Regions from separate parts of the Homo sapiens genome. Here region 1 is linked to region 2. A link is a loop called in an ENCODE intact Hi-C map of the cell type or tissue named here. Cell type or tissue: breast epithelium. All regions are shown on one strand. Each heading gives the region's core, and the rest is flanking DNA. Links, peaks and the distances in the headings are about the cores only. Region 1 has its middle 77 kb from the start of FEM1C. Region 2 has its middle 13 kb from the start of FEM1C.

Region 1 (12,790 bases), core at 1,557-9,556, 88 kb after region 2:
GTATATTTCCTGGTTTGGAGAAGTTGCTCAATAAATATTAATTTCCTGTTATAACTGTGCCACCAATTTAGAGACTTTGGATAAATAATATATCCAATCTTCAGATTCCTTTGACTAGAATATGGGGGCTTGAACTAAATGGTATTTAAGGTTCCATGTAGGCTTAATTGTTTAAGACAAAATTTTTGAACATGGCACTTGGAAAAAGCGTTCCATGATCAGAAAGGCTGGGGACAGGCTGGGATCAAAGTTAAGCAAGATCTTGTCCAGGGTCATGTAGCAAATCTGTAGTCAAGCCTGAGGTGATGGTGTTCTGTATCTTGATACGGGTTTGGGTTACACAGGTGCATATGTTTGTCAAAATGAGGCACCTGTAGACTTAGTATTTGTGCATTTCATAACATGTAAATTTTACATCAAATGAAGTGTTTAGATGGAAACATATTGAAGCCTGTAATTTACTTCAAAATGCACCAAAATTAGGAAGAAGTAATGGATGGGTAGAGGGATAGCTGAATGGACAGATGCAACAAAGCACAGATAGTAAAACTATAATGATAGAATTTAGGTGGGGCTATGCCAGTGTTCACTAAAAAGTGCCCTCAACTGTGCCATATGAGATTTTTCATAATAAAATGTTAGAAAAAAATAACCTAGAGCCAAGCCTGGATTTCTGCCCAAGAGCTTCGATCAGCCCATGGCACCTGCTTCCCTCGGGGCCTCCATGAGAGGACCCATTGCCTAAGGGTATGAGTGCTCCTTCTCTGTAGGACTTCTAAGCTGAGACAGGCACACTCTTCTTTTGTGGCAATTCCCCTCCTGGGCAAACAAGGCTCACCCTTTCTCATAAAAAGGGAAGCAAGATTTCCTCTAGCTCATTCCCCTCATTTTAATGAGAGCCAAAGCTAAAGAGGCCACAGGGAACAGTTCTGAAATAATCCCTTTCTTCAGCTGTCATCGCCTCTACTCCCAGCTGCTCCCTTGGCTTCGGCAGCTCCTTTCCTCTAACAGTCATTTTAGCACCCTTGCCCCTCCCTTGGCCTCCCTCTCTCCTCTTGGCCTCGTTTCTGGGCCCAGCAAGCCGTGGAAACATCTGAGATTCCTCTTTTGCCTTCCCTCTTTTAATCTTATCTGAGACAAGTCCAGGGGTTTAAGCAGACTTCTCTAATTATGGTTTTAGTCTGTTTAATAAATTAATCAGGCACATCAAATCTGCTCCTGCTCTTAAACTCTGACTTCAGTCCATTTTTGCATAATAATAGCTCCTGTCATTTGCATTTGCTTTTCTTAATTCCAAGCCCCTTTCGTTCTCTATTCATTGCTCTATATACATTTTCACAAGCTAGATTGGCAAGTATTATTTCTGTTTCACAGATGGAGACTCTGGGAGATGTTACAAATTAAGAGTTATTGAGTTCCTACTGTGTGCACTCACTGTGCTGTCTGCTTCTATGTACACAGTCCCGCTTGAAATCCACAACCTCTTTGTGAGGTGTCTATTGTATGGGCACCACTTTTGCAAATGAGGAAACTGAGGCCCAGAGAGAATATTTTCTGAGGTACAACCACCAGATGGTAATTGCCATGAGAAGTGCAGTCCCACAGAATGTCAGAGCAGGAGGGATGTTGGTAGCTTCCTAGGCCAACTTCTATATTTTCTGGTTGAGGATATTAAGGCCTAGAGAGTTAAGTGAGCTATTTAGAAGCGAAGCTAGAATTAGAACTCAGGTCTAAATTTTCTGACTTGGCCCAATTTAGCAAATGAGAAACTCCACATAGCTCCAGACATATGGGGAAAGTTGGAGTGTTACACGCCCTCAGGGTATCTGGATGCCACTCTGTGCTGGCAGTGCACTTTTAAAATCTGGCATGAGCTGAGTTGGGTTGTCTTGAAAACTTAGCCACTCACAGCCTGTGAGGCCCTCGGGCAGCCCAGACATAACCGATGTTCCCTTGTGCAATACTCGTCTCCTGTGCCAGGAGGCTTTGAAAGCAGGAGAAGCATCAACAGTTGCAGTATAAACATGGGAATGGGGAGTGAATGGAAAAACATGGTGCATAGACCCCAGACCAGCTGGGCACCAGGGTCTGTTCCTTTACAGCTCACACCTGCCACATCTCGATTCAGTTTGATTGGGCTTGAGGGTGAATGGGGAATACAAAGCTGGATTTTTTCATTGGCCTGGGATTTGCATCACTTCCATGCCAATAGCATAAACTTGCTTGTCTGATACACTTTGCATATGGCTGTTCACACCCAAGTGTCGCAGACAGAAAGAGTCTTACTTCTGAGCTGATAGAGCTGATATTTGCTTTCCTTTCCTAACAGAGTTGAGAGTTAGGTCAGAGGTTTATTTGGTTTATTTATTTGTATATTTAGTTGCTTGTATATTTGCTAAAATTGCTTAGTCCTCTAACACCATGGGGCTCCTATCATTGAGGGGGAACCATGCCTTATAAACTGTCCTGTGGACAAGTGGCTCATAAGTCTGAATGTTGTATAACAAGGGATTCTGTCAGGCTGGACTTTAAGGTTGTTTGGACTCCCAATCAGCAGAGGACTCACCTCTCACTAGAGGTGTGACTGAAAAGAGAGAGCACTGATCCTGCCACCGTGCAACTTGGATTGGACTAGTGATGCCCACATATGGTATTTTGTAAGGTGGAATGAGTCAGACATTGGTAAATGCACTACTTCCAGACTCTTGGTATATGACCATTATTGGGCTCCATAAGGCTGGATCAGTCCCTTGGTGTTGGGATGGGATTTCCCAGAAAAGAATGGATATCCTCATGACCAGTCTTCCTAGAGCAGATTATTTCTAGACAATGTGACCATGAAGCTGAAAATCAAATTGGGGCTATTTGGGGAGTGAGGGGGGAACTATTAATAATTACTAATAATTACACTGAGACATCAAGTGTAAACTGGGACGGATGGTCATTCTCCTCTTACAGTACTAAGAGGTGAGATAAGGGAAAATACTGCCTCTCTGGGCTGGGAGGTAGAAGCCTGGAGCACTTCCCTGCCACAATGGGCCCTAGAGAAGAACAGGGACATAATGGACCCTGAGGGCAGGTCTGGGTCTTGGCACTTACTAGAAGCTACTCCCTGAATTGTACTTCTGATTCATTATCCATTATATATATTTATGAGGCATAGTCTCACTCTATTGCCCAGGCTGGAGTGCAGTGGCGCGATCACAGCTCACTGTAGCCTCAAACTCCTGGGTTCAAGCAATTCTCATGCCTCAGCCTCCCTAGTAGCTGAGATTACAGGCCTGCCACAACTCCCAGCCAATTTTTGTATTTTTAGTGGAGACGAGGTTTTACCATGTTGGCCAGGCTAGTCTCGAACCCTTGGCCTCAAGCAATCCACCCACCTTGGCCTCCCAAAGTGCTAGGATTACAGGCATGAGCCAACGCACCCGGCCAATTATGGTTCCTTAAACATTACCACCCTGCCAAATGTCCAGGTGGCAACGTTTAAGGAACCTGCACATAAAAATCAGAGATGTTTGTGATTGTGCTGGGCACAGAAGAGTCTGGGGGACTTACCTCCCGGGAGTGGGCAGGACAAGAGGCAGCAGATGACAGCAGCACCAAGACACTGGTGCAGACAAGGCAGAGCCCAGGGACCAAGTAAGAAGAGGCAGGGGGAGGGGCATGGGTAGTGGCCATGGCTGGCTTGCCAAGGACCTGAGCCATCTGTGAATGCAGCGCTGGCTCTGAGAACTTTACTCACCTTCCCAAGTCCACGTTCACTCTTTCCCACCTGAGTGACCTTAAGAGGGTTTTTCCATTGCAATCACAAGCAAAAATGTTTTTGCTTTCTGTTGCTATTGTGTTCCTTTGTGTGGCTCCTTACCTTTGGAGAGATAATGGATGTCTTCGGGAAGAAGTCTGAGCTCAGGCTTCCCATGCCCTCGCACACACCTCCAGAATGGCATTTAAGTTCTGAATTGTAATTGCTGTTGGCTTATGTCTCTCCCACTCCCTCTGCTAACAGCAACTTGAGGTTGTCACATGCCCAGTGTCCAATGCAATGCCAGGCAAAAAAGTAAATCTAATTAAATGAAGGAGCAAGATGAAAATGACACTGAGCTGGCATATACAAAGGTTAAGATATAGACTCCATGTTCTTCAAGGTCTCAAATATCCATGTGGATTCTCCAAGATAATATAAAAACTCTATTCTCTCATTTTTCTATTGCTTTCAATTTGATTTTGTTAATCTGCTTTCTACCCTATAGAGAAAAAAAAAGGATCTTGGCATTGCAGCTTAAAAACAAGAGGCAACCAGGATTTATTCTTAATAAAATGCTTTCAGAAATATTTCTCAATGCATTTTTTTCTTTGCAGGTCTTACATCTGATAACATATAGGGATGCTGTTTTTATCTTTTTTTTTTTTTTTTTTTTTTTTTTTTTTTTTTTTTTTTTTAGTTTCTCCACAGTACAGGAATCAATTTAAAAATTGTCATTATTGCCTTGGAGTTATTTGATATAATCTTAGAAAGAGTACTCCCCTCTTTTTAACTTGCCTTGTAATTTTCCTTACAAAATTTTCTAGATTGAACCCAGGGTGTTAGGAAAAATTATATAACATATCTAGTTATTTGTTCCACATATTATAATCATTCAACAAATGTTACTTAAATAGAACATTTCCTATTTACAAAAGCTGGATAAAGTATTTTTTTTTTTTTAGAAAAAGAAAGATCACAGAAGCTTTAGCAGATAGAAATATATGCAGGATTTATGTGTGAGCACAGTTTTTATAAATCCCAGGGTAAGTAATAGAGGGATAGATTTAAAGGTTAAGACTAAACCTTCACTTGGAACTCTTTTAACCTTTTTCTTTTTAACAGCTTTTATTTGAAAAATGTGAAAAAAGGAGAAAATGAAAGTAATAATCACTGACAACTTTCCCACATTTTTAGTTATGATCTCTCCATCATCACCACCACCAAAATCTAGTTACTAACAATTTAGTGGATATTCTAGGCTATTGTTCTCAATTGCTCCTTCCCCTGCACTTCTCTCACACATGCATACACACACACACACATGCACACACACAAATTCACATATATATTTTTACTTAAAAAATAGAATTATGCTAATCATACTGTACTCCTATTTTCTTTTTTCACCTAAAAATAGCTTATAGACCTATTTCAAAGTTAGTACATACAGATATTATCTCATTCTCTTTTTTAAATTTTGGGTTTTGCATTTAGCTTTTGGATCTGACTGAAATTTCTTTCTTTGTATGGTGTGAGACAGGGATCTAACACTGATTTTTCAAAATGAATTGCCAGTCATCAATTAAATATCCCTACTAATTTAAAATACTCCTGTTAAAAGGCTGCCTTTATCATGAAATGAATTTCCATATTAATTTGAATATTTATCCTGTTTCATGGAACTATTTGTTTATTTCTGTGACAATTATTGTTTAACTTACATAATTTATAATGTATTTTGATATCTACTTATGTATTTCTGTGTAATGACAATTTTAATTTCCATTTTAATTGTTATATCTGATAGGAAAAGGGCCCCTTCATTGCTTCTATTTTCTGGTTTGTTTTGATTTCATTTTTGTCATTTCAATTTTAACAAAGTAATGCACGTACATAGTTTAAAAACCAAATAAAACAAGAAGGCTCATAATTATAAACAGCACTTGCCTCACTACTCTTCATCCCTTACCTCCTTCTTCTCAGAGATAGTCACTTGCATTTATTTTAGCTGATCTTTCTGGCACTTACCTCTATAATTCTAAGTAATAGGATTATGCTACCAATTCTTGATTTACATTTTTTAGACCTCATTTAGTGACTTCTATTTTACACAGTAAGTATTCCTCTCTCTTACATTCCACTCTCCTCCCTCTTCTGCTCAGCAGTGTATATAACAAATTTTAGCTCAATTATTAAATAGTGTTTACATTGAGATTGGGCAAACACTTTTAAATTGTGAAATCAATCCACAGGGTATGATTGCATTTCCTTTCTTGTCTGAAAGAAACCTTTCATGGGATTTTTTAGAATTATTAATTGCTTCTATTTTCACTGTAGTTTTAAAAAGCTAATATCCACATTTTTCTAAATATTCCATCAGAGACACCATATATCAATCAGCTGTTATTTTTCCCCATACTCAGAGGCATCAAAGTGTTTATTAATTCTCTACTTTACCTGGAAACTTTCTTCCCATAACCCTTTGACTTCCAATGCCAGTCCCCTGTCTCCTCAATCCCATGTGTTATTTTTTCCTTAATTTATTTTCTCATTTTGTTGGAGCATATTTTCTAGTTGCTGTAAACATTTCTTTATTTTTATGTTTTATTTTTTGCCCCTTTAAAATTGATTTTTATTTTTATGTCTTAGATATGTTACTTTTAAACAACCTGTATTTGGAATTTGTTCATTAGTTTGTCTTTTTTTTTTGATCCAGAAGGACAATCTTAGACTTCTAATTGCAGCAATTAGTCTATTTATACTTAATGTATTAACTGTACCTTTGTGTTTAAATCTACCATTTTATTTTGTACTTTCCATCATACCTGCTGTTCTATTTTTTCTCTCTTCTTCGCCTTCTTTTTGATTTTTCTAGTTTGAAGTTTCTTCCCCTTCATTAATTTGGAAGTTGTACACTTTGTTTCTATTTTCTTAGTGGTTATTCTAGAAATTATGATTCACATCCTTGACTTACCAAATGTTAATTATTACCTTTACCCTCCTCCTAGACAACACAAATTCAATACCACTTTCCCAAATTCAAAACTATTATTACAGTGTATTTAAATTCTCTATATATTTAAAACACTATAAAACATGTTATTATTTTACATAGCATTCATTTGGATTTACCCACATATTTACCATTTTTCTTGCTTTCCTTTTTTTCCCTCAGCTTTACCTTTCACCAATGATCATTTTCCTTATGTCTGAACTACATGCTCTAGAATATCTTTTAGTGCAGATCTACAGAAGACACCCTGTTTTTACTTGTCAAATAGAGTCATCATATTGCTTTAAATTTTGAGGTATATTTTTGATGAGTGTAGAATTCTAAGTAGGCAGTTATTTTCTATTACTGTGTTGAAGACATTCCCTCGTGCTGTTTTTTTTTTTTTTTTAACTTTTAGATTCACGGGTACATGTGCAGGTTTGTTGCATGGGTATATTGCATGATGCTGAGGTTTGGGTATTAATGATCCCATCACTCACATAGCGGGTATAGTACCCAACAGTTTTTCAACCCCTGTGCCCCTCCCCCATCTAGTAGTCCCCAGTGTCTATTCTTGACATTTTTATGTCCATGAGTTTAGCTCCCAGTTCTAAGTGAGAACACGCAGTATTTGGTTTTCTGTTCTTGTGTTAAATCACTTAGGATAGTGGCCTCCAGCTGTATCCATGTTGCTGCAAAGGACATGATTGCATTCTTTTCTATGGCTGTGTAGTATTGCATGGTATGTATATACTACATTTTCCTTGTCCAATCCACTGTTGATGGGAACCTAGGTTGATTCTGTGTCTTCATTTTTGTGAATAGTGCTGCAATGAACATACAAGTGCAGGTATCTTTTTGTTAGAAGAATCTTTTTTTTAAATAAAAGAAATAGGATTGCTGAGTTTAATGGTAATTCTGTTTTTAGTTCTTTGAGAAATCTCCAAACTGCTTTCCAAAGGGGCTGAAGTAATTTACATTCCTACTAACAGTGTATAAGTGTTCCCTTATCTCTGCAGCCTTGCCAGCGTCTATTGTTTTTTGACTTTTTAGTAATAGCCATTCTGACTGGTGGGAGATGGTACCTCTTTGTGCTTTTGATTTGCATTTTTCTGATTATTAGTGATGTTAAGCATATTTTCATATGTTTGTTGGCCACTTGTATGTCTTTTTAGTAGTGTCTGTTCATGTCCTTTGCTCATTTTTTAACGGAGTTGTCTTTGCTTGCTGATTTAAGTTTCTTTTAGATTCTGGATATTAGATCTTTTTTGTCCGATGCATAGTTTGTGAATATTTTCTCCCATTCTGTAGGTCTTCTTTTCACTCTGTTGGTAGTTTCTTTTGCTGTGCAGAGGGTGTTTGGTTTAATTAGGTCCAATTTGTCAATCTTTGTTTCTGTTGCAATTACTTTTGAGGATTAGTCATGAATTCCTCCCCAAGGCCAGTGTCCAGAATGGTATTTCCTAGGTTTTCTTCTAGGATTCTTACAGTTTGAGGTCTTACCTTTCAGTCTTTGTTTTTTGATACTGAGAAGTTAGTTGCCACTCTGTCACAACTTTGAAAGTGTTCTTTTTCTCTAGCTTATGATTTTCCCTTTCTCTTTGCTTTTCTTGCAAACCAAGGTATGGGTTTCTTTATATTTATCATATTAGGGATTTATTGAACTCCTGAATTTTTTGAATTGGTGTCATTCATCAGTTTTAAAAAACTCTTGGTAATTTTTTTTTTCATTTACTGTCTGTACCCCATTACTCTCCTTATGGTCTATTTGGAGACCTATGTCTCCAAGACATAACATACATATGTTAAAATTTTCATTCTATGTTAAGTGTTGATAAACTGTGGCTTTGGAGGTAGTCACCTGTTTTTGTAAATAAAGTTTTGAATATAGTCATGATTATTCAGTTGCTTGTTGTCTATGGCTTTTTTTGAACTATAGTGGCAGAATTGACTAGTTACCACAGAGACAGTATGGCCTGCATGATCTGAAATATTGACTCTCTGGCCATGCAAACAAATATTTGGCAATCAATACTCATCCTTTCGTTTTTTTCTGGATACTTTCTTCTAATTTATATTCCAGTTCCCTAATCTAATATTTGGCTATATCTGTTCTACCTGTATATCTGGTAAACCTGTAGAATTCTTAACTATAGTTACTGTATTTTTTAGTTCTAGAATTTCTACTCAGTCCTTTTTCAAATAAAAGCAACTTTTTAAAGTTTCCACTTCCCAATTGAAATGTTCAAGATTTTCTTTTTCAGTCTGAAGACAGAAAACATGATTTTGGTGGCTGTGCCCAATACTTTCACTATCTGAAATCTTTGTGGGCTTGTTTCTGTTGTCTTTTTTTACTCCCTGGTTATGTCTCATACAGACCTTATGCTTAACATTGTATTTGAAATCTTATTCGTAGAAATAATTTGGGCATAGATTGAAAACATCTACCTCCACAGAAAATTTTAATTTGCTTCTGACACTCTAGACTACCTTAATTGAAATTTCAGGCTTGAGATTCCCTGGATCATCCATATGAGAACAGTGTTGATTTCAATTTATTCTTTCTCTAACAGCAGCGATTCTCAAACTTGTTTGTACATTTGAGTCACCTGGGAAACTTTAAAATGTACTGATGCTTGTTTCCTACAGTCAGAGATTGTGATTTGAATGGTCTCTGGTGTTACCTGGGCTTTGGAATTTTTAAAAGCTCTCCAGTGATTCTAATGTGCCCACAAGTTTGGGAAGCTCTGCCCTAAGAGTAAAGCCCTTCAGGACCTTCATTTAATGTGTGGGTATTTATCAGACTTTCCACTTGGCAGGTCCTTTTATCTATTTTGTTCAGTGAGGCTGCCAAATACCACAGCTCCATACTGCAGCTGTTTCTTCCTAATCAGGGCCAGTGCATCTGTGAGTACTTGCTTTTTCCTTCTTATATTCTCCCAAGTTTTTGGCATGGTAATCCCTCACTAGTTTGCTTTTTAAGGATTTTAAGAAAAAAAGTATGTATGTATATATTCATCCTCTACGTTACTCAATATACATATATAGCTGTTTTAGTCAACCTCATCAGGAGGATTGGTCTAGACTGCCATTAAGATAACTGAAAGTCCTCCAGTTGCTTTTAAAAAAAAGAAATAGGGGTAGTGTTTTTGCATTCCTACTCTTCTGAAAATGTCTTTATTTTATCAACTCTCTGGAGTTATAGTCTGGCTGAGATTCAAAGTCTAGGTTGAAACTTAATTTTCCTTCACATATTTGAAGGCACTATCTTATTGATCTCTTCTAACATTTATTGTAAGTGTTGTATAATCCTATTCCTTCCTCATGCTTATTTTCTTGTAAGTGACTTTTCCCCTCTCTTTGGGGACACAATTATCTCATAATGTTTCTCACATAATTTGGGGGTAACACATAATCTCACAATTACATAGTTTGGCATAGGGTGGGCCTTAATTAATTTATTTTTCTGTTCATAAAAGCAATGTGTTCAATCTGGAGATTTTTTTTTTACTCCTGGGAAATTTTATTGTCACTTTACTTTTTTTCTCTCTCTCTTTTTATTTTTATTTATTTATTTATTTTTTTGAGACAAGATCTCACTCTGTTACCCAGGCTGGAGTGCAGTGGTGTGATGATGATCTTTTTTTTTTTTTTAAAGGTAAATAAGTTATTTATTATTTCTTTCTTTTTTTATTTTATTATTATTATACTTTAAGTTTTAGGGTACGTGTGCACAATGTGGGTGATTGAACATGGAGTTCATAAATGCAAATCGGTCAATCAATAAAGCTGGAAACTTTTTCTTTAGGATAATTTAATTTGTCAAAAGATAATCTGATAACCATCATTCTACTCGCTACCTCCAAGACATCAACTTTTTTCAGTTTCACATATAAGTGAGAATATACAATATTTGTCTTTCTTTGCCGAGCTTATTTCACTTAACATAACATCCCCTAGTTCCATCCACATTTCTTCAAAAGACAGGATTTCGTTTTTTATGGCTGAAAATGTATTTATATACAATAGCATTCCATTGTATATACAGACCTCATTTTCTTTATCCATTTATTTGTTGATGGACACAGGTTGATTCCTTATCTTGGCTATTGTGAATAGTGCCACAATAAACATGGGGGTACAGATATTTCTTCAATATTCTGATTTCCTTTCTTTTGGATATATTCCCAATCGTGGGATTGCTGGATCATATGGTAGTTCCATTTTAAGATTTTTGAGGAACCTTTATATTGTTTCCATAATAGTTGTACTAATTTACATTCTCATCAGCAGTGTATAAGCATTCCCCTTTCTTCACATCCTCACCAACATTTAGTTTTTGTCTTTTTGATAACAGCCATTCTAACTGGGGTGGGATGATATCTCATTGTGGTTTTGACTTGCATTTCCCTAACAATTAGTGACGTTGAGCATTTTTTCACATACCTGTTAGCCATTTGTATATCTTCTTTAGAGAAGTGAGGCGGAGAAGAGTAGTAGGGAGGGAGAAATGAAGAGAAGTTGGTTAAGTTTGCAGACTTCCATGTCCCTCCCCTCTGTTGCCCCTATCTCTGTAGCCCCAAGTCAAAGCCTTTCCCATTCAAATTACACACAAAAAAACTCTTTCATCACCAGCCTGGGAAACTAGTGGCCTGACTGTGCAAGGTGAGAGAAGAACATGACTGCTTCACAAACGAACTTTCAACTTCTATTTTTAGCTCCTTACCTCACCCCAACCCTTCATTGTACCTGCTGTCTCCAAATCTTGAGCATCTCAGGTTTTCCATTGGGATGAATGAGCTAATTCATTTGTGGTAACTTGTCTTCAGGTGACTTAAATCCTTGCTTCCTCTGTCTTACTAAACCACTTACCTCCATCTGGTCCTATCTTTCAAACTTGTGTGGAATTCTCTTGTCTGCTTGTTTTCTTTATTCTCTTTGTCTTTTATGGGTTTCTACATTCTTTTAGACTCTAGTTAGCCATTCAAACTCCATGATTCATCAGTTCCTCATCCATACATGAAAATAATGCTGGCTTTGCCTATCTGACTCAGAGACTTTTTGTGTGTGGATATAGTTTGATAATATACATGAAAGTGATTGTGGGAAAGCCTAGAGGTCTTTATCATTATTTTCCTTATGATGTCTTTGTCCTCATTAATCTGATTTTCTAAATAAATGCTGAATTCAAATTATGCTCTCATTTCTCACCAGAATGAGCAGTGTCTGTTTCTTCTTGGTTGTGGAAATTGTATCCCTCTTCCTTTTCATCTGCTACCATCTCTTTTCTGTTGAGGTTTTCAGGGTGTGCATGAATCACCACTGCTCCAAATGACTGTGTGATATTCTCTGCCCCACCCTTGAAGCACTCATCACTGGCTGGGTGGATTCTCACTGAGCTATCATGGGTGGTGACACCTACCATCTTTGAGCTTCCCAAGGAGTATCCCAGCTGCTAAACTGGGACTGATCAACAAGGGGAGGCTGATTCTCCATTGCTGGAGTTCTGATTTCTACCCAATGGGTGCTTTGTTGTGAAAGAGATTTCACTAACTAGTCAGGCCAAACCACCTATTTTAAATCAAGATAATGATCGTTAACACTTCCAGATTCTAAGAATGTTACATGTTTTAACTTATTTCATCTGCACAACACCCTGTAATATCCTATGTCACGGGGAACAAAACTGAGACCCAGGTTGATTAACAAACTTGCTCAGTTTCACAATGCTCGTCAGTAGCAGAGCTGGAATTTAATCCCAGACAATCTCTCCCCAGAGTCTAGGCTCTAAACCACAATTTTATCCTGTCTCTTAAATCGGCTTTGTTTAACTAGCTAAGAGTGAAGAAAATCTTCCAGAATTTAAAGTGCATAGTAGGGTGCTGGCCTTCCTTGATTCTTTGATAATGTAAATAAAAGTCAACACTGGGGTTCTACCTCTAAGGTTCTACCTTGTTTGTACCCAATACTCCAACCAATTGGACACTGATTTCTTAGGTGCTTGAGTAATAGGCTGATGGCAGGTTGAACCATATGAAATTGTCAATATT
Region 2 (12,790 bases), core at 3,024-11,023:
TAACTGAACAAAGTGGGTTTATTACCTGTTGCAGAGAGGGAGAACATACACCATAGGAGACCATGGAGCACCTCAGGCAAAGGGTATGAGAAGGAACCCATTATAGGGTTGGACTTTGGTAGAGTAATTTGGGGAATGGTCTAAAGTGGTGAGGGATTGTTCTAGATTAGAGACTGTAAGAAAGCAGGGGCAATTGTATATTGGGTATATCAATAAATCTTATTTATAGGGAGAGGAAGTTAGAATGATCATAAAGTTGCAATTGGTTAATAAGTAGTAGTCAATTATTCTGGCCAAGAGAGGAGACATCTTATATTTTGTGGGTTGCATGCTGACTTTGTATTTTTTTTTCTGTGCATAGACAAAATTATGAAGTGTCCTTATTTTGTCTCGTTTTATCATGGTCTTAGAGTAATGTTGTCTGCAGTCAGTATTCTATATGATGGTTTATGCCTAATAGGAGAATAATATGGCCTAGTGTAAGGTGAGATTCTGAATGTCAAGGACTGTAATTTTTGTTTTCCTTTCATTGAAAAGTACAACAATATAAAATGCACATCTGCTTTTCTATATGTATTGCCATATTTCAAAATTCAGATTTAAAGTCAATAAGGTGATGGCACTTTAATATAAAGGAAATAAAATGTTGTTGTTCCTATTAATGGTCCTCACTGGAGAAGTTCTATAGTTCTCCTTGGATGATTTAAGGAAGTTAGACTGAGAATACCACAAAAGAGCAGAAACATGTTTCCTTAAAAGGTATAGTCTTAGACTGGTTGCGTTCTTCATCATGGTACAAATAAAAGATAATTTCTACCTATACTTTAGTCATTCTACAATTAACTTTTGGCAATGAAATCCCAGTTATATTTACTTTTTTAAAATGTCATTTTTTTGCAATATGACTGTTCATGAAGGAAAAAAATGTAAATTAAATTAAAAAAATATTTTGACTGTCCTGGGTTTCTCTTAGTGTCTATTCATATTTATATATTTTTAAAAAGATTTTAAAAGATCATGGTAATAGCATCTTAATGTACAGATAATAAGTCATAAATGAACTTCAGTTGTGTTTCAGTTCTAGAAATATTTGAATGCCACGTGGCCAGTTGAAAACTGATAATAAACCATGTAGACACAAGTGTAGGGATAAAAAGAGCTGCAATAAGTTTCTGGATTACTAGCTGAAAAATAAAACTACACAGGAAAAAGTCAAGGAGACACAATAAAAGTATTTTAGTAAATGACATTTCTGAAAAAAAAAAATTAAGGTAATACTTAGATGATAAATGGAACCACTGACCCAAGCTAGGCACAAAACTCTCAGTGCTTTATGATATACCCAGGGTGATAAGCAAGATGAGCAACATTTGGAGGCTGTTGCTCCCCTCCATGTGTCCTGATAGACAGGCTCTAGTGTGAAAACAGAGGGAGCTCTATCTAGGCTAATGACTTGTTTCTGTGGATCTCAAGATGCTTATCAGTAGAAGGTAAAGGTGAAAATGCTTGCTGGGTTCTCAAACTTTATTGCATATCAAAATGACCCAGAGGATGTACTAAGATACAGCTTGCTGAGCCCCACCCCTAAGGGTTTCTGATTCCTTAAGTCTCAGTTAGGCTAGAGAATTTCCTATTTCCTAGGTGATGCTGATACAGCTAATACAGGAACCACACTTTAGAAAACATTACTCTATTGGAAAAGGAATTATTTAAAGCACTACCTGTTGAACTCCCTGCAAGGTGGGTTATATGTTCCTCCTTTCAGGACTAATCTTTCAACATACTGAGATCAGTTTGAGGTGGCCTGATGATAGGGTTTGGTGGTGTCCCTACCCAAATCTCATCTTGAACTGTAGCTCCCATAACTCCCATGTGTTGTGGGAGGGACCCGGTGGGAGATAATTGAATCATGGGGGTGGTTCCCCCCATACTGTTCTCATGGTAGTGAATAAATCTCAAGAGATCTGATGGTTTTATAACAGGAACTACCTTTCACTTGGTTCTCTTTCTCTCTTGTCTGCCACCATGTAAGATGTGACTTTTGTCTTCTGCCATCACTGTGAGACCTCCCCAGTCACATGGAACTGTGAGTCCATTAAACTACGTTCTTTATAAATTACCCAGTCTCGGCTATATCTTTATCAGCAGCATGAAAACAGACTAATACACCTGGCTTCAAGTCCCTTCCTGTTGCTGGTGCCCTAAGTCTGATTCCTGGACCTCTTATCTAGATCCTGAGTCCTGGATGCTAGTCTTCTTAGGCTGCATCTTCTCTTGGGCTTGCCTACAGCCTGCCTGCCCTACCCACATGACTTGCAGTGCCTGCCAACCCCTCTTCTACCTGCACCAACCATTCTTGTCCTGTCTTGTTCTGTCATCATCTAAGTTCCTCAGGAAATTTATTGCCTATACAACTCTAATTTGTTTCCGTTGCATTGCCGTGATTAATATAATGAAGTAGAATCTCTGTTGGGGGTTCAAGGAAAATACAAGTGTTTGATTTGATTGCGTTTTAAAGCTGAGATATGTGAATTGTTAGTGGTTGATTCATCATAACTAATAAGACAATGAGCAACTGATGATTTGAATAGTAATTGACTTCCACTTACATGGGACATACATTGAAATAGTCTATAAATATTTAGGAATTGTATCAGTTTTCTCTTGCTTTATAATAAATTATTACAAACTTAGTGGCTTAAAATGACAGCCATTTATTAGCTCACAGTTCTGTCAACATCTGGCATAGCAGAACTGGGCTCCCTGCTCAGAGTCTCAGAGGCTAAAATCAAGTGTTAGTGGGTTATATTCTCCACTGTCGGCTCAACTAGGGAGTAATCAATCAGCTTCAAAGCTCATTCAAGCTGTTGGCATAATTCAGTTTCTTGTGATTGTAGGACTGAGGTCCCTGTTTCCTTGCCTTCAGCTGGGGATTACTCTCTATGCCTGGAGGCCATTCCTTCTCACAGGCCCTCTTGCAACATGACAGTAACAGAAGACTTTGAGTCCAGTAAGAGAATCTCTCTTGAGTTTGAATCCCTCTAACTTTATTTATCCCTCTGCTGCCACAGGCCAGGGAAAACTCTTTGTTTTTAAAAGGCTCATGCAATTAAATTTTGTGAGTCTAGTTGGATTATTCCCCTTTTGACATATAACATAACATACTCATTGGGCTGATATTTCATATTTACAGGTTCCTGCCACACTCAAAAGCAAGACAATTGTACAAGGTTGAGAGTCATTGGGGCAGAATTCTGACTGCTACTCTCCACCCCCTTACCCCCAATGATCCACCTGTGACACATGCAAAACACATGCCCCTCAAAGGTTCCCATGGGTCTTTTCTCTCTATATCATCAGTTCAAAGTCCAAAAATCTCATCTAAACATGATCAGCTCAAAAGTCCAAAATATCATCATCTAAACCAGGTGTTGATGTGGCTCCTGTGTATAATTAATTCTGGGCACAATTCCTCATTATTCATGGACTGTGAAACTAAAGAGACAAGTTACCTGTCCCACACTATCAACGTACAATAGTGGGACAGGCATAAGATGACAGTTACAGGCATTCCAATTCAAAAAAGAAGGTACAAATAACTTATCAGTCCAAAGAAGTTTTGGCATGTAGCTGTACCAACTCCATTGGATTTCAAAGCTTGGGAATAATTATCCCTGACTCTCTACTTCATTCTCTAGGCTCTTGGCTTTCCCCACCCAGGATCTTGGTTTTGCCTTCTGGAGAGGGTTACTGGGGGTCATTCTTAGAATTCTGCCTACCATAGCAATGATTCTATTTTTTGTGTAGCCCATGTTTCATATATCTTAAAGAATTTATGGCAGATACATAGGAACACATGATATAGTGACAAGTATGGTATAACTCAAATGTTTATAAAGCTAATGAAATGACACTGCAATTTTTAAGAATGACAGTGTCAACCACCAGATGCCACATTATGAATAAGTCTGTTAGTTATTCTCTAGCAGTGATCTCATAAGTGTTGACTTCTAAAACTATGGGGCCTCCATTGGTAATGGTGATCTCATAGATGATGATCTCAATAATTAAGCATGAGGAAATCAAAGAACTGAGAAAAAAGGTCACAATAAATTTTTTTAAACAAAGTCTATTGGCATTTTTTTCAAGCTAAGTTTTCTCTAAGAATAGTTAAGTGTCATCAATAAGAAAAAGCCAACCAGATATCACTTTGGTAGTCAATTTCTTAATATAAAATGGATCTTAATATGAAAGGGATCCCTAAGACTTAATCTAGGTAAAATGTCCAGCACATGGAAGACTCTTTGGAGGAATTTTGGGAGTGGCATTTAAATCATGCACACTTGGATACCGCTTCTATGTAAAGCTATCTTGGACAAAGTCATAAGAAGGCTGACATGACCAAAGAGAGAAAGAAAAGACTACAGTTAACAATAATTTATTGCATTTATCAAAATAGCTAGAAGAAAAGAACTATAATATTCTCAATACAAATAAATGATGAATGTTTGTGGTGATGAATATCCCAATTACCCTGATTTAATCATTACACATTTTATAGATATATCAAAATATCATATGTACCCCCCAAATTTTGTACAGCTATTTATATATCAATTAAAAGAGAGAGAGAGAGAAAATCTTTAATGAATTATGGCAGACACGGGGGCAAAGGTAAAGACGACCTGGTACTTGAAGCCTAGAACATAGTTAGGTGTCTGATTTTGATTCAGAGGGAATCTTTGATTTCTGAATAGAGGGGTTAATATTGTTGGAACAACCAGCCAGAGATAAGGGTAGCAATAGAATAAAAAATGGACTAGTGAACAGAAGTGAGAAGAAGATGATAGAAGAAGTTACAGTGATAATGTGGACATTTTGTTCTTTGTATATTAAAACAATGGCCCTGGCATGCTGTCAGCACAGAATGTTCTCTGAAGCATTATACGAGTAGTACTCGTGGATTTCTGCTAACATAGTCATCATTTCTTGTCCAGTCTCTCCTATGAACAAGGGCAAGGATCATATGGACTGTTGTTACAATTACTACAGTGCATAGGGTTATGTGAAAATTCAGTTTTTGGTGAGAGAATCACACAAATTTAGTCAGTACAAATAGAATAAGTACTCCAGATTCTGACCTTATTAGATAATCTAATGGATACCATTTATCACGTGCCTCCTGTGTGTAAAACACTGTGTTATTTGCTTTACAAATGTTATCTCATTCTGTTCGCAAAAAAAAATCCTTTGGCTGTAGGAACTTTTGGCCCTATTTGAAAGTTGAGGAAACTGGGGCTCTGAGAAAGGTAATTATTTGCCCAAGGACACACAATTAGGAAGTGGTGGTTGCCTCTGTAGCATTCTGCACACTTTTTTCATTGTTTACCCAGTATATTGAAATTGCCTGTTTATGTGTCTGTCATCCACACCAGACTGTGAGGTCATGAGGGGTGGGACTCTGTCTTATTCTGAACCTGCTGCAGGCAATACATGTGTGTTGAACTGAATTATCTGCTTCTAAAGCCTGTGCTCTTATCACCTGGCATGATGTGTTAACTACCTAAACTCAGTGGCCTTAAGAACATGACAGAAACATGGCAGGGACACAGTTAGGGCCTGGAGGCAAGGAAAACACAGCGTTTAACATTGAAAGGTCCAGAAATGACCTATATCCTTCTCTTCAGAAGAATTCATTCTCAAAATTCTTTGTTCATGCACATACTTCCTGACAATAAAAACAAAACAAAACAAAACAAAACAAAAAATCAGTCTCCATGAACAGTACATACAAACTGTTGTAAACCTTTCTTCCTTTAACTTCCTCTCACCGCTCCCCCACCCCCACCTCCCAGAGCGCACAGAATAACAAAAGAAATGTGACAGTTATTGCTAGGTTCCTGGCATTACTACTGCCTGGCCCTGAGAGACAGGAAAGGACCCACAGAGCTCACAGATTCACAGATAGTGAATGAGGCATGAAAACAGTGAGGAGACTGAGGACTATGAGAATAAACTAGGACCCAACTTAGTCCTTAGGGTTAGGGCAAGTATGAGGGGCATTTAAGTGGAGGCCTAGTGGTAGCGTGGCAAGGTAGGCATCGGCCAGGAAAAGAGTGTGTGTGGGGCCTGAAGCCGAGGAACCAGCAAGAGTCTGACATGCAGGCAGAAAGCAATACCAATAAGGCAGCGAGGAGTTGTCAGGGAGGAGAGAGGTACGAATCAAGGATGTGGGGCAGGTGCAGGCCAGAGCCTGGCGGGCTTTGGAAACCACATGAATATTTGTAAACTTTTCCCTAAGAGCAGGGAGAAGCTGCTGAATCTAAAGGAGCCTCATGACATATGTGCCTTTCTCTCTGAGTAGCTGGGGGAAATTTGGTTAAGGAGGCAAGAGCAGTTGTAGGAAGGCCTGTTAGGAGGCTAATGCCTCAGTCTGGAAGGGTTAATGGGACCATCTGAAAAACTCTGTCACCTGGCACCACCACTCCTACATTCACCACCAAGTTATTTCTCTGCCAAGTGAAAAACACTTTGCATTCATCACTAGTCTGGATACTCCATGATTACAGAGTTCTGTGGACTGCATGGTCTGGTTCCTACCTGCCTCTAGCTTGGGGGGTCCACATCTCCCTCTTATTCACAATACTCCACACGTGTTGGCTTTCTATTTGCTTTCACAGTGCACTGAGTTTTTTCTCACTTCAAGACATGTCCTTAGGAAACAGTGTTTACTTCTACCTGGACTCCTCCTCCTTGCTCTACTCACTTCCTAATTAACTGCTCCTCCTCTGGCTTTCACATCAAGTAACACTTTCTCAAAGCAGCCCATGTTGACCCCTTAGAATAGGTCATGGCTTCTGTTGCACACCCTTAAAAGCATATGTGTTTCTTCTTCCTAGTGCTGACCTCACTTTGTATATGTTATGTTTGTTTACTATTTGTCAGAAATCTTTTGATAGCAATGAATGAAATCCAACTCAAATTGGCCTAAACAAAAAACAAAAAGCGTTGGAAGACGGATGTGTTTGTTCATATATCCGAGAGGCTAGGACAGGGTTAGCATGTTGCCTAACTCCAGGGAGCACTGTTCAGTGATTCTGGAGGCAAGCAACACAGTGGCACTGGCCAGGGGATATTTGACCTCTGACATGGCGGGATCTAGGGGTTCAGACCATGCCATGGTTCCATCTCTCCTTCAGTTATGTTGATTTTGGCATGGACATCCTCATGGAGCCTATCATAGCGGGCAGGGTTCAGAGGATGGGATTTCCCAGATGAAGTGTTTACTCAAAGAAACTGGAAACAGCAAAACAAAAGGGGTAAGTGCAAACCATAATCAACATGAGCCATCCACAAATGATCCAGTGGAATCTGGTCACATATCAGATCTGAAGGGCAAATAAGTCTACAAATGGGCAGTGAATCTAGGGATTAGGTGTCCAGCAGTCAGGAATGGGAGAAGAAAGCAGGTTGGAAGCAAGTTAGAGGAAACTGCTCAGGATAGAAAACAAGACCAAGGTGGTGGGGCCCATTCTTGCTGGTGTTTCTCCAGTGATGGGGATGTGGTCCTGCAAGCTATAAGCTGCAGGCCAGGTCCCAAATAGATGGGAGTCCTTCAGGGAGACAACTATACACAGCAGCTCAGCCCCAGGACCTAGGGACTGAGGGGGTATGGAGAATGGCAAATTGGAGACAGTAGACCCATTACTGAGGAAATATACTGGGGAGGCAACGTAGTACCTACATTCTGGCCCAGACTGTCTAAAGTCAGACAAATTCCACCCTGCCATTTACTAGCCATGTGAATTTGTTTAAGTTACTCAACTTCTCTAACCCTTGGTTTCTCCATCTGTATAGAAGTACTTACAATGTCTGTTATAAAAATTAACGTAGCAATGCTAAACCTTTTTTGCACAGCCTCTTTCACACAGAAACACTAAATAAATGCTCACTGCTATTATTAGCAGCAAACTATAATACTAATTAGCAACAAAGGAAACTAAGAAACAATTTGGAAACCCATGGTCAGCACAAGAGCTGTCATTGCTAGCTCTGAATTGCCATGCCCCTTTCTTCTTTAGGTCTTTGCACAAGGTATTCCACATTCAGATCTCAGCTCATACATTCCTTCCTCGAGGTTGGGGGTCCTGCTGTTCTAGAGGTGCTGGCCTGATGAGTGCGCTAAAGACATTTGAACCTGTCTCCCTGTATCTAGTTTGGCCTGGAAACTAGGGGAAAGGCTGAATCTTCCTATTCAAAGTCCAGCTTGTGCCTGAACAGAGGTGGACTGAGTCTCCACATCCACTCATTCATTTTCACTATGCAAATATTCACTGAGGACAACCTGTGTGCCACACACTCTGCTGAATTATGGTGACTCAGAATTGAACATCCAAACATGGCCCCTGCCCTCCTGGGCCTTCCAGTTGTATAAAGGAAATAGATAAAGCATCACAAGGATCCTAAGAGAGGAAGTAAAGGGCACAATGGCAGCTATGGGGAGTGGAGGAAGTAGGCAGGGCAATATGTGGCATCCAGTTATAACAAGGGAGCTACAGAGGCTGGGAAATTGGCAGGGCCCACCCCCACCCTGAGTCCACGTGTACACATTTTTCTTTGAAACGGGCCAACAGAAACCTTGCATGTATATCCTAGCAGTTTTCCTCTACAAACAGTTTAAAAATACATATTTCTTACAGTAGCTAGGAATGTAAAATAAGGTATAGGACCTGGAAAACAATGGGTTCTTAAAAATAATGTCAATATTGGTGGTTGTTTAGCATCATTATCATCACTGTCAGTGTCCTGCTGATGATAGGTACAAGGTTGAGTGTGAGATTGCTGTCAGCCTGTGGAAGATGTAAAAAGCACAGTTTTCACCATTTTGCCTCCCAAGACATAAATAGAGATGAACAGGTTGTAGACAGAGCAAAGGATCAACTGGGGAGACTGTAGCTCTCAGCCTAATATTCTCAGATGAAGGTAAGGGTCACATAATTTTTCACCGAAGCAAGGCCTTTGACTTCTCCCCTAAATCCTTCAAACCTTATAAGCTACTCCAAGAACAACAATAACAATGATAACAAAACAAAACCAACTTAAGAGCCAACAACAGCTTGGGTGAATCCACACTTCCATTAATCTAGTCCTCCAGAAAAGGTTTCTGGAAATTACATTGCTCTTTCTCCTCTCTCTAGCCACAGAACTAGGGTACTGCTCAAAACATTTTCTTTTCCAACACAACTGACATTTTCTTTTCTTTTCTTTTCTTCCTTTTTTTTTTTTTTTTTTAAACAGGGTCTGGCTGTATCACACAGGCTGGACTGCAGTGGTGTGGTCACGGGCCACTGCAACCTCCACCTCCCAGGCTCCCACCTCAGCCTCTCAAGTTGCTGGGACTACAGGTGCACACCACCACGCCCAGCTAATTTTGTATTTTTTGTAGAGACGGGGTCTCGTCATGTTGTCCAAGCTGGTCTTGAACTCCTGAGCTCAAGGAATCTGCCCACCTTGGCCTCTCATTCAGGGCATAGCAACTTTATGTTACCCCAGGAACCATGAGTGGGGCCTGTATGCGATTGTAACTGAGGGACCCAAGCTGGTGATTTTATCAAAACAAACAACTGTAGGCATTATTGTTTATTCTTAAGTTGGATAAAGTAGAGCCCTAATAGGCAGGACTCTTCTGGGCAGGGAAAATAAGGGATTCTAGCCCCAGAACCTACTGAATAGACGCACTGAATTAGAATTTAGGAGTGTTCTGTTTTTTGTTTTGTTGTTTTTGTTTTTAAGGTGGAGGTGGAACATGAGCAAATTACTTCTTTTACTCAGTGATCCAGAAGGCATACCGTGAGATCCAGGTAGAGATCCAGGTAAGGGACACTGTGAGATTCTGGGGTCCCTTTGCCTGAGGAGTGAGGGACTTAGCTGGACAGTTTTCCACATCATGTCCAGCTTGTTCTCAGGACAACCAGATGCTGACTTTGACTTGGCGCCCTCCAGGTTAGCAGAAGCTGGGCCCAGCCTTGCCCCCTGTGCCCAGGTTTGGGTTCCACCTGAAGGAAGTTTTATGGCCATAGCATCAAGTTCAAATTATTTCACATGACTTCCTAAGATTCTCCCCAGTCTGCCTCCTTCAAAACTCTCCATTTTTCACTGATCCCCTGTTGTGGGTTATTTTAAAGCCATGTGAGATTTCTTTTAGTTCTTCAGCAGCCAACCTTTCTCTTCTTATCTAGAATTAATGCTTGTAAGCATTTCTCTCTGCCTGCAACTTTCACCTGCGAAAACACCTACCTATTCTTCAGGCATTTGCTCAATCATTACTGCCTCTAGAAAGCCTTCCTCTCCACCACACCCCAGCCCAGAGGAGGTTCTTTGGATTTTCTAGGAGGGCATAGATGACACAATCTTGCTCATGCATGCTGTATTTCCAGGCTCACTCAGCACTGCGCAATGCACACAGTCAGCAATAAATACGTGTTGAAAGAATAAGCGACTGACTGAATGAATAGATGAAAGAAATATGCCTGCCCTCCACAAATGGCTAATCAGAGGGTTACTTTCAATAAGGACTTGGAAGGTGAGGGCTGTTTTAGGTATCCTTGGACTGGGTGCCTCTGACTAAGGAATTGAAGCTTGTCTGAAGCACATGGGAAAACACTTACTTATTAGTTAAAATAAATAACAGTAAACTGACTTAGCCAAAATAAAATAAATCATGGAAAACTGATTGACTGTACTGAGCTTAAAGAGGATAAACATACAGCAGTACTCAGTGTCAAGGACACATCTGCCAGCCTGCTTCTGAGGATCTGATCTATGCTTCTCATGGGGAGAACCTTAGGTAGCACAGACCTACCACTAATGAAAGTCTTCAGATGGGTCCTCAGGCATGCTCCACAATAGCACTGAACTCACAGAACATACACTAAGGGGCTTATCCCCTCTGACTAGCAGTTGTAACTCAAGATTTGATTGTATGTATGGCCACATGTGGCAGGAAGAGAGGCCAAGACTTGGCATGAGACCTACCCACTACAATGGGACAGGCTTTGAAGAACTAACCTAGGTGCAGAGAATAATGCCAGTGGAAGAGCCAAATGGGAGTCATTATTAAGAGATACAGTAGCCCCAGTTACAATCCAGGCAACAACTGGCCAGGGGGTTTCCAATCATAAGTATTGGGAGTTTGAAGATGGGTTCATGGCTGGCTCCAACAAGAAAGAGTCAAAGTGAAGGTCCCTACCGTCATGACTGAGTTCAGGGCTGGGATATGGACAAGACATATTGGAACTGCCAATTGGCAGCAGGAGAAAGAAGCCAAAAACAGGTGGGATTGGGGCTGGGGAAAGTGACCTTTCTTTCTGAGGCACTGGCCTCTTCAGAGAATGGCAGCAGTGGAACACCCTGTGCCTGTGTAGGAAGGACCTAAAGATGGAGTGGGAGGCACAGAGTCAGTGGACACAGTCACTAGACGCCCAGAAAGTCAGGGGGATAGGAAATGAGGTGGAGCTGATCCTCACAGAATTCCACACTAGAACATAGTAAATTCCACTGGGAGGATGAATGGCATGAGGTTCCTAGACCAGAGAGCACTTGGGGGGGTGTTGAAGCAGCTCTGGAGTTTGGAGTAATCACCTTGGGAGAGAGAGAGAATCATCCATAGTGATTTGTTCCTATTCAAATAGGGGGAAGAGGGCCTTCGAGCTAAGCATCTGAGGAGGTGGCTGGGAGCTCTTGTGTGGGGATGGTGTTGGTGTGTGTGTGAGAAGGCAGCTTTGATATAGTTGGGAACTGGTGCCAGGATGTGAAGACACCTAGAGAGTGAGGCTGTAAAATCAAAGTTTGTTTTGTGAGTTCTGAAAGAGGAAAGCACCAGAAGATCATTCGAGTGTCTAGTCCTGGTCAACAGGGGCATTGCAGTGGAGTCTGAGGCACTCTCCCCAGGCCTGGGAGAGGAGGTGGGAGTGCCCTTGACCCAGGTATGGGAGACGATAGGGAGTCCTTGTTCTGTGTGGAGACTTAGATAGACTACTGGGTTAGTAGAGATCTGACTCATCCCTCTCTAATAAAGCGTGGATCCAGTGACTTTGGGTGGGGTCGCATGTGTTGAAAACTGAGAAGAACCTGGCCCCATCTGACATCAGTCTGGGTGGTGATGGGGAACTCAGGACCAGAGTTCGTCACTTAGGGTGTGGCTAGAGAGCTAGAGTTAGGGCCCTGACAACTTCAGGAAATAAGACAACAAAGGAAATAAATGGATACTTTTATAATGACATAAGATTTCTAGCTTGTAATAATGTGATAAGTGAAATGATAACCCCATACTATAGAGGGAGACTGGGCCAAGAGAAAATTAACAGAATTTGGTGACTGAGTTGCTGCCTCCTTATCTTGCTTCATTCAGAGAAGTAAAGATAAGACCAAACTACCCAAAGGGAACCTGGAAATCTCCCTGCTAAAAGAATTCTTGCGTGCATATTTCTACAATTTTAAAATTAATTTGGGTTCACAAGTTTCCTTTTTAAAATGCTAGTACCCCAAGGAAGTATTCTTGCTTTAAGTAAATAACCTTAAGTGGGGTCTCACTCCTCCTAAAACCTGCAAGAGAGAAGCTGCATGAAGAAAATATGAAAGCTGGTTGAGCTGTAGGAATAGGAAATGGTGTGTTAATATTAGGATACACTTTGAGTGAGGGGAGTAGGGATTTTTGGTCGTTCAGAGGGTAGCTTAGGGCACCACTCTCTCCCTGGCACGGGGGAAGCAGGAAGAAAGAAGGGAACATCTC

Evidence for each region. Peaks named below come from ENCODE experiments on the same cell type or tissue, not always from the same donor. Only the 100,000 strongest peaks of a DNase experiment are listed, where the experiment ranks them.
Region 1: a loop joins it to region 2, with 9 times the contacts of the local background. A loop is called at or near these places in 18 of 110 quality-filtered maps.

What each region holds. Positions count from the first base shown.
Region 1 is chr5:115,460,995-115,473,784 of GRCh38, reverse strand. No RefSeq gene overlaps it. Among named protein-coding and RNA genes, the nearest start is that of FEM1C, 77 kb to the left of the region's middle. RefSeq lists an enhancer at 12,284-12,790. In breast epithelium, for the core only: no CTCF peak of the experiment used is centred there; a DNase peak (open chromatin) is centred at 1,924.
Region 2 is chr5:115,550,928-115,563,717 of GRCh38, reverse strand. No RefSeq gene overlaps it. Among named protein-coding and RNA genes, the nearest start is that of FEM1C, 13 kb to the right of the region's middle. In breast epithelium, for the core only: no CTCF peak of the experiment used is centred there; no DNase peak of the experiment used is centred there; H3K27ac peaks cover 1,274 bases.